Linked DNA regions of Mus musculus: region 1 is linked to region 2. Evidence: chromatin loops called from intact Hi-C (ENCODE). Cell type or tissue: heart. All regions are shown on one strand. Each heading gives the region's core, and the rest is flanking DNA. Links, peaks and the distances in the headings are about the cores only.

Region 1 (7,809 bases), core at 2,152-4,651, 54 kb after region 2:
ATGTTGCAATGGCCAATCCAGAACTGCGTCCCTGCCTGGCTAGCTTTCCTAACCCCAGGCTTGTATAAATGCCTTTCCGAGCAACATGCCTCCAAGCATCTGTGTCAGTGTTTGCTCTATTTCCTGGGGTATTTGGGAGTGGGGGTATGAGAGAGAGAGAGGAATGTGAGGCTCATGCCCATAGAGGTATGTTATGCATGGAATTCTATATGCCATGTGTGCTGGGGGGCGGGGGGAGTGAAAGAGTTGCAAGCTGTGGTTCCAATACAGAACAAAGGAGGCCTGAAGTAATACCAGCTGCAAGCAGAAGACCAGGCACAGCGGAGAGTTCCAGTATTGAGGTGTAGCCTTTCAGCCATGCAGACTAACACTCATGGACAGGATACTGAACAATGAGAGAGGGCAGAGAGACAGGAATGAGTATGACTGACTGACCCCTTCATGCCATCTGGGAACCCCACACTGTTTTACCTGTGCTCTGACTGACTGGCTGTAAAATGGCACTCCCAGAAACCCCTCTTCCTGGGGCACAGTCAACTATTTTGCTCCAATGGTTCACAGAACTCAAGGGGAGGCTTTAAATGCCAGCCAGTACGTGTGAAGCCATGAAAACAGCAGGAGGAAATTAAACATCGATGGGCAAACACAGGGTTAACAGTCTCCACAGGGATGGGTAACTTCAGACAGGAGTTGAGGGGTTCAGCCAGCCAGACTCAGGGCAGATGCTGAGACGCCCAGCCCGGCGAGCACCCTCCACCCTCCAGACCTCATTCCAGCCTTGGTTTGGTTCTTGGGCACCTTTTATTCTGGCCACTGCTCACAGATGGCGTGTCCCATTCTCTAACCATATCTCATGCCCACCTCTCCTTCCGTGGAAAAGGTACTTGGGTGTAGGGAATAAGAGCCGTGTCTTCTGCGGTTACAGCTGAGGCCCAGGAACTGATTTCACTGGCTTGGCCTCCAACAGCACCTCCGTCTAGCTCACCCACTGATTATGCCTGTGTTCCTCATTTGTACGGGATAACTCCAGCCCACTGCACATTCTGCATAATCAAAAACACTTCTTTTTGTGCTAAACAAGGACAAGGTGACCAGGGTCTGTATTACAAAATAGCTTTACCAATCATTTCTGGCTTCCTTCTACATGAGAAACCCTGTGCTAAAGGCTGGGGTCATAAAACAACTAATACACGGGGCTCGTCCTTCTGAAGCCTGTTTGGAAGGATGTGTACTTAAACCGTTAGGACTTGGGAGAATGTAAGCATCATAATGCTGTAATAATGCAAGAGATATCAGTTAATACACCCAAAATGCCGAGAACAACGTCTGGGGCTTATGAGTCATGCTGCAGAGGCACCAGATATTTTCATTATTTAAACTCCTTGCAAGTCAGGGCAAGCAAGAAGGAAGCCACAACATCTGATCTGCTTCTGCAAGAATGAGCTGGATTTGATTGGGAGGTAGGAAAGAGAAGGGGAAGGTATCCAAGTCTGAGCAAGGGGCAGGAAGCCTCCACGCACTGGGAGAACTATAAACTTTTGAGGACTGTAGAAAAGTCCTGGATGCTGTCAGAGAGGGCAGGGGAGCTGTGGGAGGTGATAAGGCAGGAGCCGTATGATCTACCATCACGACTCTAACTTGTTGCATTGTGATAGAAACTACTGAAAACAAGGTTAGACCTACACTAGAAAACTTGAACCAGTGCCTGGGGATACTGTCTGGAGTAGAAGACAGAAGTGACAAAAACTGAACCAGGGGGCAGACTCAGCAGGTAAAGGTGCTTGCTGCTAAATCTGACTACCTGAGTTCTAACCCTGGGACTGGAATGATTGGAAGAAAGAACTGACACCTGTAAGTTGTCCTCTCACCTCCACACATGTACTGTGGCATGTGTGTGTGCACATACAACACACACACTAAATAAATAAATAAATATTTCTTGTTTCTTGTTTTGTTTTGTTTTTTGAGATAGGGCTTTACTCTGTAGCCCTGGCTGTCCTAGACCTTACCTATAGACCAAACTAGCCTTGAACTCACAGAGATCCACCTATCTCTGCCTTCCAAATGCTGAGATTAAAGATATACACCACTGTGTCTGGCAAAAACTTAGGTTTTAAGTTTTTTGGTTTTGTTTTTAGAGAAGTAAAAAAAAAACCTAAGAAATCTGGGCAAAGTGGGCACCTTTAGCCCCAGCATTCAAGAGGCAGAGGCCAGAGGATTATGAGTTTGCGGCTAGCCTGGGTGACACACTGATGCCCTGTTTCCAACAACAGCAACAACACAAAACAAAAATCAAAACTAATAACAATTTCAGTGATGGATGCCATGGCGCATCTGGCAGCCAAGCGACAACTGCACAGTGGAAGGAAGGTCTCACAGAGAAGGGACATCTGAAGGATGACTGACTACAACAGAACCTCATGGCACTGCCATCTGCACAGGGTGAGAGTGGGTGGCATGCTTGCGGAACCCTGGAGCGGATCAGTACGGCGGGGTATAGGGTGCAAAGGTGAGAGCAGGAGAGCCAGGAAGGCTTGCTTGGTGGGAAACTTAAGTCCACACCAAGGGGTTGCTCTTTAAGCCCACCACAGTGAAAGAGGTGTCAAGCAACAGTACTAGAGAAAGGTCATTTGGGAACAATGTAGAGGGGTGGGAGCGGAGGTTGGTAGGTTCATTAAGGGACTACTGAACGACCTGTGCCCTGACCTAGTTATGTTCAGAGAATGGGAGGAAACGAGTTGAGAAACAGTACAGTTTGTGGCTCTGCTAAATGCATCAGTGCGACACAGCTACAAGTATCAATCAGGGGCTGGAGAGACGGCTCAGAAGATAAGAGCACTGGCCACTCTTCCAGGGCCAGGGTTAGATTCCCAGCATCCACATGGCAGCTCACAACCATCTGTAACTCCAGCCCCACAAGATCTAATGTGCTCTTCTGACGTCCGTGGGCACTGCAAACACATGGTGCACAGACACACAGGCAAGCAGAAATAACCATATGCATAAAAATAGAGGTTAACCAGTCCACTGGTCAAGACCTCATATATTTTGAATGTGTAGAAGGAGGAAGGGAGGAAAGGAGAGAAGAGGGAAGGAGGGAAGAAGCAAGCAAAGTGTCTTGAGGGGAAAACTGGTGGGAATGATTTTAGTCACTGACTCAAAACACTTGAGATTCCTCTGTGAACAGACAAAGACACTACTTGTTCACTAATGTCAGGGATGCCCAACATAAAATCCTCACCTAAATTTGGCTGAAGTGGGCTGAACTTTGGTTCCTGGTTAGAGTCCGTCAGTAGGGACTGTCTCTATAGGTGCCTCTTCCTGCCAACCAGCAGGGGTCAGCAAAAAGAATGATTCAAAGAAAGAACCTGGCTAAGCCAGGGCTGGTCCAAGCCAAAAGTCTCTAGAAACTTCTCACAGGTATGGAATCCAACCACAGTCCCCACGGCAGGGAGGAACTGTGTTGAGCCAAGAGGAATGAGCTGAACAGAGACACTGAGAGCCCCCAATGCTGACGAAAGAACTTAGGAGTTATGCTCGGTTTGGTTAAGGAGGAACTCTACTTTCGTTCCAAGCATAGTTCCACAAGTACCAAGTTCAAGGGTGAGGTTTCTCTGAAGGATTTTCTTTCTTAATCCAATAAATAAAAACCAGTGAGATCATAGTGGGTTTTATTCAAGTGATCCCCCTACACACCAGTGCTCATGTAGCACCCAGGGCCTCGTGTACAAAGCCAAATGTTCTTCGACACCTCTAATACCAAGAAGCGATTCTAGTAACGGAACACTGAAATGTCTTCAGCTTCCTTGGAGCTCACATCCTAGTGCCTTGAGAGTATCATTCTTTCTGGGGAAGAGGGTTTCTCTACATCCTCAAATATAAAATGATAGAAGTGACTTTGAACTGTGTACCTTTGAACTTTGAAGCTGAGGTTCATGACCGGGCTCTGATTAGGAACGCATTGAAGGAAGAATAGGATCTTAATTACTTCGCTGTGGCCCCTTAAGCCTTTCTTAGTAAACTAATGAGTTATACTTTTCCTTGAGAGAAAATCTTGGAAACGACTCATTTCCCCAACAGGGCAGCGTTATCTACCATTCGTATGTGGGAGAGTTTAAAAAAAAAAAAAAGTTTGAGTCTAGCTTAGCTAGGCCAGGAAGAAAATTAAAAGTAAGTATTTATTTTCTTATTAAGGTTAATCAGACTCAGAGAGGCCACCAAAAGAAAACACAGACTCTAAGGAGTGACCCCAAGTTGACAGACACCTCCTCCCCTGACCCCAACAACTACTCAAGGCAAAGGAAGCAATCAGAAAGGGAAAGGAAGAGCAGTTGTCTGCGTCATGAAGGGGCAGAGCTTGGCATTTGTCATTCCAAGGGTTTAGAGCAGACTATCATTTGGGCCCAACGGTCAAGGCTGACTGTGGCAAGCGTGGCCACACAAGCCTATAATCTCAGCACTGGAGAGGCTGAGGCATAAGGGGAGTAGGTCTCAGGGTAGCCGGGACTATATGGCAAGACCATTTCCCAAGAAGAAAGAAAAGAAGGAGGAAGAAGAGGAAGAGGAAGAAGAAGAGGAGGAAGAGGAAGAGACAGAGTAGGCAAACGATAGATAAGCTGACTGTGAAGGGCAGGTACTTTCAAATCAAAAGCAAGTGTGGCTGAAACAGACTATCAAAATGAAGTTCTTATCTATGAACCTCACAGCCTAGACTTAAACTCCAAAGACTGCCTAGACCAAGCTCTGCTGGCTCAGAGCTCTCCTTCCTCTCTGTCCTGCAGATGCCAGGGAGCTGAGCTTACTGAGTGCACATGGGGGTCAGGAGTTAGGACAAAGAGCAGACAGGCAAGGTAATGAATGGCTGTTTTATCTCTAGGTGGTCACAAGCTATAAAAAGAGATTCAAAGCAAGTCTTTTAGGTAACTGGAAAGAAACATGAAGGGATTTAGCAGAGATCTGGAATATTTAGTATCTTGTTTAGGAGGCTATTCCTGTAGGTATACCAGTTGTCCAAACACAATGAACATACTCAAGAGCTATGATTTGCTGGGCGTGGTGGCGCATGCCTTTAGTCCCAGCACTCGGGAGGCAGAGGCAGGTGGATTTCTGAGTTCGAGGCCAGCCTGGTCTACAAAGTGAGCTCCAGGACAGCCAGAGCTATAAAGAGAAACCCTGTCTCAAAAAACCAAAAAACAAAACAAAACAAAACAAAACAAAAAAAACAAAACCAAACAAACAAACAAACAAACAAAAAAAGAGCTATGATTTTGCAAAGCATGGTGAAGTAGACCTCTAATTCCAGCACTGGAGAGGCAGAGGCGGGTGGACCTCTGTAAGTTCAAAGCCAGCATGGTCTCCATAGCCTGTTCCAGACCAGCCAGTGTTACATCATAAGACCCTGTCTCAAAACCCAATAACTCTTCTCCTCGTCTTTCTCTGCAGGCACACATACACACTCTCTCGATTTCTCTTTCCCCTCTGCCTCTCTCCCCACTGTGACTTCCTTGGCCTCAATCCTTAGGGCCAGTGAACTCGCCTGAGAATAGCTTCCCAATAAACCTGCCTTTAATATAATCTAAACAAACAAACAAACAAACAAACAAGCAAACAAGCAACAAAACCATTTGTTCCTCTAAGAATGTAAGTAACAAAGAATTCCAGAGCCTATGTACGGTGCCTATCTTCTGGGCGTTCTTTTCATGGGGGATGCTACCTCCTTCCCTGTCTTTTTTCACTATTGTTCTTTGTCTCAGTGAATGATACCAAATGTGCTCCACCCAGTTTCCCAAGCCAGAAAATTAGGATTCCTTCTACTGCCCTCTTCCTCACATCTGCAATCCCATAGACAGCTCCTGAATCCACTCTTTGCCTCCAGCTCAGTCTGGACCTGAGTTGCTGTCCCTACCTCCTGACCATCTGTTCTCCACAGCACTGCCTCCCGGATAAGGTCCTGGTGTTGTTCCCCATCACTTCGAGGATAATGACCAAACTCCTCAGCCAGATGCTCAACAGTGGTGCCTTCCCTTTCTGCAGCAAGCAGCTCTGTTAAAGCTCTCAAGCTGTCTATAGCACCCACCAACCACCCTCCCCCTACTATTCTCCCCTCACCCTCATAAACATGCCTACCCAACTTGTAACCTTCCTCAGGACTTGGATCAGAGTGACCTGTTTTTAGAAGTCCCTCTCCTAGGTGTCCTCTGCCTCCCTCCCTCTGCTTCACTTGGTAGGGCTCACACACTTAACTGATGGCTTTTTGTGACAGGGTCAGGCTCTGGGTACAAGCACATGACATGTGTCAGCTCATTTAATAGCAATTCTTGCTCTGCAGAGTAGTGACCAGGTTTCTAGTTGTCTCCTGCCTAAATCATTAGCCTACAGCAGCACTCTGTTCAATGTTTCCCTAGCATCTCCTCGGACACTAGGAAGATTGCAGGTGCTAGAGCTTAACAAATACTTGCTAGATGAATGAGGATTCCTGTGGTCAAGGCACAGAATGGCCTGCACTTCATTTTTCTTTTCAATAAGCAAAGTAACCATCCAGAACAGGTTCCATACCAAGGCTTCTACCCAGCAGGCTTTGGCAAAACCCTCTGTATCCAAAGTATTTCGTAGGGATAAATTACTCCAGTGTCCCAACTGCCTGAATTCCCTCTCTAGTTTTATAGCTAAGCACCTTATAGGAAGAGCCTGCCATACACACTGCATTGTGCTGACCTCTCAAGCAAAACCTCACTTAATCCCCAGGGCCCTCAAAGGAAGCATTATCCATTATCGTTGTCGTTGTCCTCAGCTTCACACAAGAGAAAACTGAAGTTCAGAGAGGACAAGTGACTCTGATGACAGCATTGGAGCCTCCGAGCACTCTAGGCAGAGCAAAGAGCTGCCCTCACACCAGAAAAGCCTGGGTACCTCCTCTCCTTGCCGTTTTGACATCATGTGTTTCTGAGTTGCTGTTATATAGACATGTATAGCCAGCCACTTGTTACAGGGTGGAACTCTACAATGGTTGGAAGATATTCCTCAAATTGCAGGCTAGAATGTTGACCTCAAAATTTATATGCTGCTGACAACTGAGATTTCACAGGGCTGTCAGGGTAGGGCATCCTTGATGGACTCATGGCTTGGAAGAAGAAGAAAAAGTCAGGCATGGGGGTGCACTTACAGAAGGAAAGGCTGGGGGGTTATCTGTAAACTTAGGACCACTGTGAATTTGAGACCAGCCTGGTCTATCTATATGGAGAGCTGCAGACCAGCAAGGGCTACACACTGAGACTCTGTCTTAAAAAACAAACAAACACACATAAAAACAAACCAACAAGTGCCTGGAAAGGTAGCCTGGGCTGGCACCTGCCAGTCCACCTCCTTATGTTATTTCTTCATCAGGTTCTCACATTCAGCATAGCGAGTGCTCTAACCCATGAAACCATCTCTCCAGCCTCAAAACCTCTATTCTTTATAAACTACTCAGCCTGAAGCGATTTGTCACCGTTTAAAACAGACTTGGACAGAGGCCAGGAGGGGAGGCAGAAGTGGGGCCCATGTAGCCAGGGAGGTAAAACTGAGATTCACATAGCCAGGAAGGCAGAACTGGGATCCACAAATCCACATAGGTGGCAAAGGACAGAGCAGCCAAGCAGTGAAGGAAGAGACCTGCTATCTCTCAAACACTTGATGGCACAACCCATACTGTCACCTGCTCAGACTCGTTCTGTGGGAGGAGTATTCAAACAAAGGGAAGATTTGATCTTAAAGTTCAGAACAGGAACAAAGATCATGGTGTGTTTATAATCTCCAATGAGTCTGGATTGA
Region 2 (7,809 bases), core at 2,997-5,496:
TCGGTTCGTTAGATTCTTGCGGGCTCTAGAACATTCGCCCCATCCCAAAGAAAGCACTAAAGGGAAAAGGACTCATCACTGAGGGCAGGAAGGCCCAAGCGAAGGGTGAGGTCAGAGAGGCCTGCTTTATCTGCTTTATTTCTTTCTAGGTGATTGCACTTCAGGCTGGCAACATCTGATAGTGTAATTACCAACTAATTTTGTACCTCTGAATTACAAGCCAACAATCCAATTCAGCAAGGAACAGCAGTGTCAATAGCTTGTTGGGGGAGGACAACTGCGTTTTCCAAAATAAATGGTTTGGGCTGGTAAAGTGTTGGGTTGAGCTGAGGGTGAGGCCCAGATGCTTTGAAGTCCCTGACACCAGACTGTGACAGACTAAAGTCCTGGAAATCCCTAGGCCAAAGCACAGACCCTAAGAACATGGCTGATGTTTCCACTGTTGTGGTCAGTTCAGCTGCCTGGGCAGAGCAGAGGAAGTCAGGGTGACTGCAGTTGGCATGCCCAGTGCCCTCACTGCTTTCTAGAGCACAGTTACCTTTGCAGGTTCCTAGAGGAAAGAAAACCCTCGTCTCTTTTTGGATCCAGTTTGAAAAGAAAACGGACCATGAAAGGGGCTGCAGGTGATTGTGGCAGAGAAGCAGCCCACAGAGAAGCCCGGGTAGCTGGGCAACACTTCTCTGGGAACTCAGGGCTGAATCTTGGGAAGATGGCTAAGGGGGAAATCCATTTCTGAAATCCCAAGATTTCGGGAGGTTTTTGTATGAGCAGAAACCTGGGGATGGCCAAGAGTACAGGAGGAAAATGGGGAGATGAAGAAACTAAGCACACAGTAAGCGTTCTATGAACTGTTAGCTCGGCTATTCATTTTCCCACCAAAACAAACACCCACAAGGTTCCTTAGAGATATGGAAGTCCCCTGCCCAAGAACCCACTGATGCGCTGGTTTTCCCTCAGACCAAGAAAGATCACGTCCTTACAAAGCAAATTCGCCGACAGCTCTCAGCTGATGGCCACTGAGGTCATGACCCTTCCTCTGTAACTCCCACGGGTACAGATGTCACAGGAGAGTTCCCTCTGGCTTGGGGTGTGTATACTGATCCCAGAGTCAGAGTCAGGGCCTCAATCCACGGTCCTTGCTTGCTCACTCTGCAGAAGACCCGGGAAGGTCCTCCATCATGAGCCAGGAGAGGTGGCAGTCTCGGGGCTAGCTGGTCATGCCATCCTCACGGATCCCCAAGCCATCTCCAAACACCGTGGGACCTGCTGCCACTGTGAGGATGCACACCCATGGGTGCTAGCTGAGTTGCTAATGTAGAAACAAGGCACCACAGAGGTTGGACACTTGGATTGTGTGATTCAGGACACGCTGGAAAAGTCCAAGGGCAGAGGGGAGGAAGGGGAGAAGACTGTGTCTTAAATACTGTCTCCAGAGGCCGGAGCCCACTAGATGGGCTCAGGCTTGAGTTTTTCTGCTAGGAAGTCATTCACAAAAGTCTCCACAATGGCTGGGGTGATCTCTTCTACATCCATCACGTACTTGGCCCGGGCTGACATGTCCAGAATGGTGAGCAGAGGCGCCGCCTCAGGCAGGTTGGTGTAATCTCTCAGGGAGTCAGTCATGTCATCCTGGAAGTCACCAGAAGGGCAAGAAAACCAGTACATTTTAACAAGAGAGTCTCCTGAGTCCAGTCCTTAGAGTGTATGGCACAGGGACAGTGTCAGCACACTGGGGGGGGGGGGGGGCTTCTATCGGGAGGATAAGGACCCTACCTTCCCTTAGGGAGAAGGATGAACAATTCCCCTGCATCCCACAGCCCAGGTTTCTTCATGAGCATGAAAGTGACTTTAACATGCCCTCTGCCTTTTAAAAAAAGGGTACAATTTTAAGTCCTAATCGCTAGGTTTTGCAACCAGCTCTCAATTCTTTGCAGCCCCACTGTGGATTATCTGAGGCTAAGTCAGGAATTCAACTCTGGAATCTTTTTCAACAACAGCTTACTGTCTCCCATGCCCTGTGTGAAGTGAAGGCAGGAGGAGTACAGCCAGCCTGGGCGCTACTCCACTGTGTTGGTCTAAGAAGCTGGTGCCTTGCCATGTAATCCCTGCTACTGGGCCGGTGAGTTCCCTCTGCTCAAACACCCCTCATCCAAACAAGCAAACAGGGCCAAAGACAAGGAAAAACTCTTATGGAGGAGCCACTATTTGAGGTGACCTTTCATGAGACAGACCTCATTTAGAGCCTGGTGGGAAATGGGACTTCACACTGTACAACATATAACACTCTAAATCTAATGAAAGGGTTTGAGTCGCTCGCCCAGCAGAGAAAGGGCTTGGGGTCTTCCTGGCCTTAAACAGGGGTGGAGAGAAGGAAGCATGAAACTTAAGCTCACTGGTTCCTCTGACAAAATCTATTACATTCCCAGACACTAAGGAGGGTTTCTGAGTGACATCTTCCCTTCTCATACCATAGCATACGCCTCCCGTAAGGCTGGATGCTTCTGTATCCTGGGCATGGATCGCCAGGTCCAGCCCTCCTCATGGGCTAATAGAACCCTTCACGATAAACAGAGGGAAGCACCTGGACAAACACTGTGCATATTATCCCTTCAGGAGGCCTGGACCAAGCCAAGAGCTCCAGTGCCTCCCCCTGAGCAAACCAGAGAGATGAATTTTAATGTTCTCAAAGGCTTTCAGATTAACCAGTGCTTGTCCCAAGCGACAGGACTGGGAAAGGACAACAAGAATTAAAGAACTCTCCCAGCCCTCGGCCACACTGATGGGAGCTCAGTTAATCAATGTCCACGTCCCACCTCCCTGTCTCCCTTCCCTTCTCCCCCAGGCCAGGTTATCTTGCTTCTGAGCGGAAGAACAGAGGGCTGGATCGAGTCAGTTGCCAAAGACTGACTGGTATCTCAGTGGAGCAATGGATGATGACATGGGGGACTCTGCCTAGCTTTCTGACACATGGGCAGCAGCCCCAAGTCTGTCTGTCCTTCTAGGCATGAACTGGTCCATTTGTCAGAAAAGGATGAGCCCTGTCACTGGAGTCACAGTAACCCCATCAGTTCCTTCTCTGCTACCTACTTTGTGGCCTTGGCAAGGGACATCAGTGGAGCCCAGATCCCATCCCTAACACCTAGGATGCTAAGAGAGGAAACCAGCCCCCGGTGCTCCCAGCCCTCCTCCCTGCTAAAGCCTATGTCCCTCATCTAGGAAACAGGATAATGAGTATTGTTCCCCGTGAGAGGGTGAAGAACAAAGGAGACCAGCAGGTGAAGTTCCTGGCAAGGCGCCTAGGGGACAGAGAACTTGCAAAGGCTTTTCAGCTGTGCTCCTGAATCCCCGCCTTGCCCCCGGCCTGGCCTTTCTCTTCTGCACCCATCTTTCTTAGGAGCTATTCTCCAGGGGTTAGAGTTTAATACATGCAGAGCTGCCTTGTTATGCTTTGTGTGGGGCGGCTGGGACCCCCCCAACTCTCCCCTGCAGGAGCCTGTGAACCCTCTTTGTTCCCCTCCACCCCAGAGCTGGGCAGGGCAACTGGGGCTGCCTGCAAGGGGCCCAGCAGGGCAGCCAGGGGTGGTTACTGAGGAGATGAATGGGTGGCTTAGGGTGTCTGTCTGGCCTCTCTTGTTTGTCTTCCTGTCCTTCTCTTGGGATCCAGTGTACAGGCTCTGACCAACTGGAGGTTCTGACCTGGGCAGGAAAAGCTGGAGGGTGGCCTCATAGAGTCTGTTGATGTGAGCCTCAGAGGGGTGCTGGGGTGGGGTAGAGAGGCAATGAGCATGTGCAGAAGGAGCCAGGAGAGCGCCTGCGCAGCCAATCACGGCCATCTTGCAGAATGCAGGTGCCTGTAGGATGCAGCCTCCCAGGCTTTCAGGGTGGCCGGGCACCTGCCATCATCTGACCCTGGGGATGTCCCCTGCTCAGTCTGGCACAGTGAGGGCTCAAGAACTAGGCCTTGAGAGCAACAGATGGGGGACAGCAGCAATTTCCAACCTCCCCAAGTGTCTTCAGCTGTGTTTTAAGTCGGGATCCCTGTGATGGCTAAGCCCGTGTTGCAGGCTGGCACAGTGGGATTAGCCAGGCTGGTACTATCTATGCAAAGCAGGGGCTGGTTCTGATCCAGCAGCACGGATGGGAGCAAGGATGTCTGTGCTGCTCTCAGCCGTGCGGGGGGTGGGGGGACGACACAGATCCGCTAGGGTTTCCTAAAGTTCTGAGGGCTGCTGAGTGAGAAGGAAGGGCGGGGGATACAGCAGGGATAGGAAGTGGTTTCTGATGACTAAGGGCACACCTTTTCCTCTTACATCTGCGTGTGGCACAATCAGCTCAGACCCAGAGGTCCCTTCAGACCTCCAGAAGCCAAGATCACTCATATCCTGCATGTACCCAGGACGCCAGGCCTGTCCTCCGCACTCACCTCCCCGGCCACAAAGAACAACAGCGGCGCCTCCTCTTCTTTGGCTTTGTACTTGGCAATGATCTTCTCAGCTATTGGCTGGATCAGCTGTTTGGCTGCCTCGGACTCTCCGTCGTCCTCAGAGTCTGTGACAGGGGAACAGAAAAAGAAGGACAAGCAACTCTAAATTGTCAAATCTCAGTGACCAGAGATGGGCCTGAGACACACTGGGCTCACTAGACACAAACAGCTCAGTGAGCAGTTCGAACCCTACCCACCAGCATGCAGCGCCTGCCATGAGGTTCTTCACAAACCTATACAGGGTTTGTATAGGTTGCTGCTCCCATGCCTACACCTGAGCCCCTAGGAGTGTTCTCCCAGTCACAGAGCCGAGGACTGTGGTCCCCTCTGCAGCTCTGGTGGTGATGGGACTCCACACCTGCTCCAAAGCTACCTGGTAGGCAGACCTGCTTGGGACGACCTGCAGGAGAACATGAGGAATGGCCACATGAGGCTGAGGCTGCTGAAGCCTGTGGTGGGAGTCAGCATAGCATCCTCACGAGGCACACAGAGGATACAGGAGTCTACCCACAGGTGTCATACTGCCCAAGAGGCTCATGGTGACCAGACACGATCTCTGGGGACACCTTCATCTAATTTACTATCCAACTTGTCCTGCTTCTCAGGGACTTGGTTTCCACATTTCTGGAGAAAGCCAAAATGTCCCGAATTGTCCCCAGGTTCAGAGCTCTTTCCAAACAGGGCCCAGGATGTGGGTGTGAGGACCTGCAACAGGCAAGACAACCCCACAGGAAAAAAAAATTCAAGACTGCTTCTCTGTGACAGGCCTTCCTACCTAAGACTGGCCCAGTCTGCTTATCAGCTCTGATGCTAGGGTCCCGAAACCAGACCCCAGAGAATGTAGCAAGGTGCTGAGGGTACTCCCCAGGCCTCCTTGGCCATGGGTGGTGAAAGCATCCTGAGTCATGCCACAGTCTGCAGGGATACTTTCCTATCTTTCTACTTAGCCACGAGACATAGCTTCTGAGGGTGAAGGAGCGGGGTTCCACCTGGTAGAGCCGGGCCAGCTCTAGTGGCTCCCCGGAATTGCTCATTAGAGCATAGGAAAGTGGCAGCAGGCCTGGATGAGCCTTAGCCCGAGGGGGCCCCACCCCCTACAGCTGCTATGCAAGCAACACCCTCCCCATCTCCCTTCCCAACAAAGGGTCTGTTCATGGGGGGCTGGGGCCATCTTCCTGCCTGACCTGTTGCCCAGCTGGCAGCAGGAGCAGTAGCTGCTCCAGACCACCGCCTGCAGGGGGATAGCCATGAATAAATCATTGGGGTCAAAAGCAAGGCTGCTAGGGAGACAAAGACCCCAGATCAACACTGTTAATGGTAGAGAGTGGCTGGGGGCAGGGGATACTATCTGCCTCCCATGAGAGGTCCATTCTGACCTGCCTTCCACTTTCCCTCCAGCTCCATACCTACAAAAAGGACGAGGCAGGGGCCCTCGTTGAGCTGCACAGCGTTGGAGTCAGAGAGCTCCAGCACGGGCTTCGGGTGCCACGGGAACTCCCTGCAGTCCTCGTCATTGAGCACCTCCACCCGACCCTGCCGAGTGATCACCTCCCCCTGCGGGTCCAGCACGATGAGCGTGGGGATGCCTGCAAGAGAGTCACGACGCTTAGCTGGCCATTGTCCTGAGACAGGGTGGAGCCTGCCTTCCAGATCAGGGACATTCACATTCTCACAGTAAGGATCCAAGCCAGGTCTGGTCCCGGAAGCCCTGGGCTAAAAGTAAGCCCAGTTGCTGACCAGCGACAGAACCGCTCCGGGTCTGTGTGGAGTCGCTCCAAGGAAAGCTGAGGGAGTCGGTGTCTTGGAGTTCTCTGGGGTGATACTGTGAAGGAGCTGGAGCCCCCCCTCCCCCCTATCCCAGCTCCATCAACAGCAACTGAGTGACAAACTCAGAGATCAGAACAACAGATACCAACACTCATTTAGTGTGCATGAGGCTTGGGGTCGGTCAATCCTGGTGTGCACACACATCTGTGTGCAGCGCATGCACTCTAAGTACAGATCCCCATGTGAACATGGGGTGGGGGTGGAGGTGGGGAAGCGCACCCCAGCCTGGTTTACAGCTGCATGTGGGCTTCCCACCTCCTTGCTCTTTGTATCCCACTCCCCACTGCTTCTCTTCTGGCCAGAGCTGCCACTCACACAGAGTCAGCCTCTGCCCTGACCTTTGGGGACACTTGTCTCTCCACTGGTAGCTGGTCCCCTCCCCAGTAGAGCTCTCCAGGTACCCCCTCTTGGGAGCAGACCAGAGCCTGGATTTTATATGAAAGCCAGAGAAATTTAATATTTATATGTTCTGAAGTATTTGGTCAGTAATTTGTTCCACTGACATTTTACATCTCCATGGGGGGTATAGTGAGGTACCAGAAGTGTGACCCTGGTGCTTTGTAACCTGCTGCGACGGTGGGCCCAGTGGGCACACAGTGGTGGGCCTATCTTCAAAAGGAATAAATGAATCCATTTTGTTCACATTTATTAGAAGTAGCTGGATAGGTGTGTCAGAGAATAGGTGGAGAGGACCCAGCTCCCGTGGCCCTGACTCCCAAGGACTTTTTTTTTTTTTTTTTTAAGATGAGCTCAGTCTTGCTGGGCAATGGTGGCGCATGCCTGTAATCCCAAAACTTGGGAGGCAGAGGCAGGCAGATTTCTGAGTTCGAGGCCAGCCTGGTCTACAGAGTGAGTTCCAGGACAGCCAGGACTGCACAGAGAAACCCTGTCTCGAAGAAGAAAAAAAAAATTGGTGAGCTCAGTCTTAAACAGGAGAAGGAGACCTGGAAAGCTATCCTAACGGCTGCCTCTCCCCCAGAGGCCTGAACCCATGTTGGCTGTGTCTCCACACACAGGACTTATGTCAGAGCCTGAAGGAAGCCTTCGGCTAGAGGCCACATGGGGCAGCTTGGGACACACGGGTGATCCACACTGCCACATCCCCATCTCTAAAAAGCATTGGCACAGTCCTTTAATCTGAACCAGTGCTTCTGAAATTGGGCAATCCTGAGTACTGGGTAAACTGAGCCTGGCCACTGCTATGATTACACACAGCAAGGGGGCCTGTTGTTAGCCTGGACTAAATGGGGATGCAGGAAAGACGGACAGACAGGCACAGAGTTCTGGGAGATGACTGCAAGTCTGCCAGCCAGGGAGTCTAGTTCCTCCGTTTCCATGAGGAATATGTTGCTCCCTTGAGTCCTGCAGGGACCAGGACAGGACCACAAGAACTCAAGCTGGCTGCCAGGAAGCCCACTGATGACTCCACAGAGGCACAGGTCCTCTGGCCAGCCTCTTTCCACTCAGTTCCCTCGGCTATGAAAAACTAAAAGGTCCTC

The links. A loop is a pair of places that touch in the nucleus more often than their neighbours do. Peaks named below come from ENCODE experiments on the same cell type or tissue, not always from the same donor. Only the 100,000 strongest peaks of a DNase experiment are listed, where the experiment ranks them.
Region 1: a loop joins it to region 2, with 2.2 times the contacts of the local background. A loop is called at or near these places in 5 of 42 quality-filtered maps.

The regions. Positions count from the first base shown.
Region 1 is chr11:76,311,597-76,319,405 of GRCm38, forward strand. The region is part of intron 1 of Nxn (nucleoredoxin); the gene reads right to left. Among named protein-coding and RNA genes, the nearest start is that of Mrm3, 72 kb to the left of the region's middle. In heart, for the core only: a CTCF peak has its summit at 3,317 (motif pointing right); a DNase peak (open chromatin) is centred at 2,735.
Region 2 is chr11:76,257,119-76,264,927 of GRCm38, forward strand. It overlaps Nxn (nucleoredoxin), which reads right to left. Exons shown (of 8, transcript NM_008750.5): 6 at 5,890-6,069; 7 at 4,424-4,548; 8 at 108-1,629. The coding sequence ends at 1,447. Among named protein-coding and RNA genes, the nearest start is that of Mrm3, 17 kb to the left of the region's middle. In heart, for the core only: no CTCF peak of the experiment used is centred there; a DNase peak (open chromatin) is centred at 4,298; H3K27ac peaks cover 788 bases.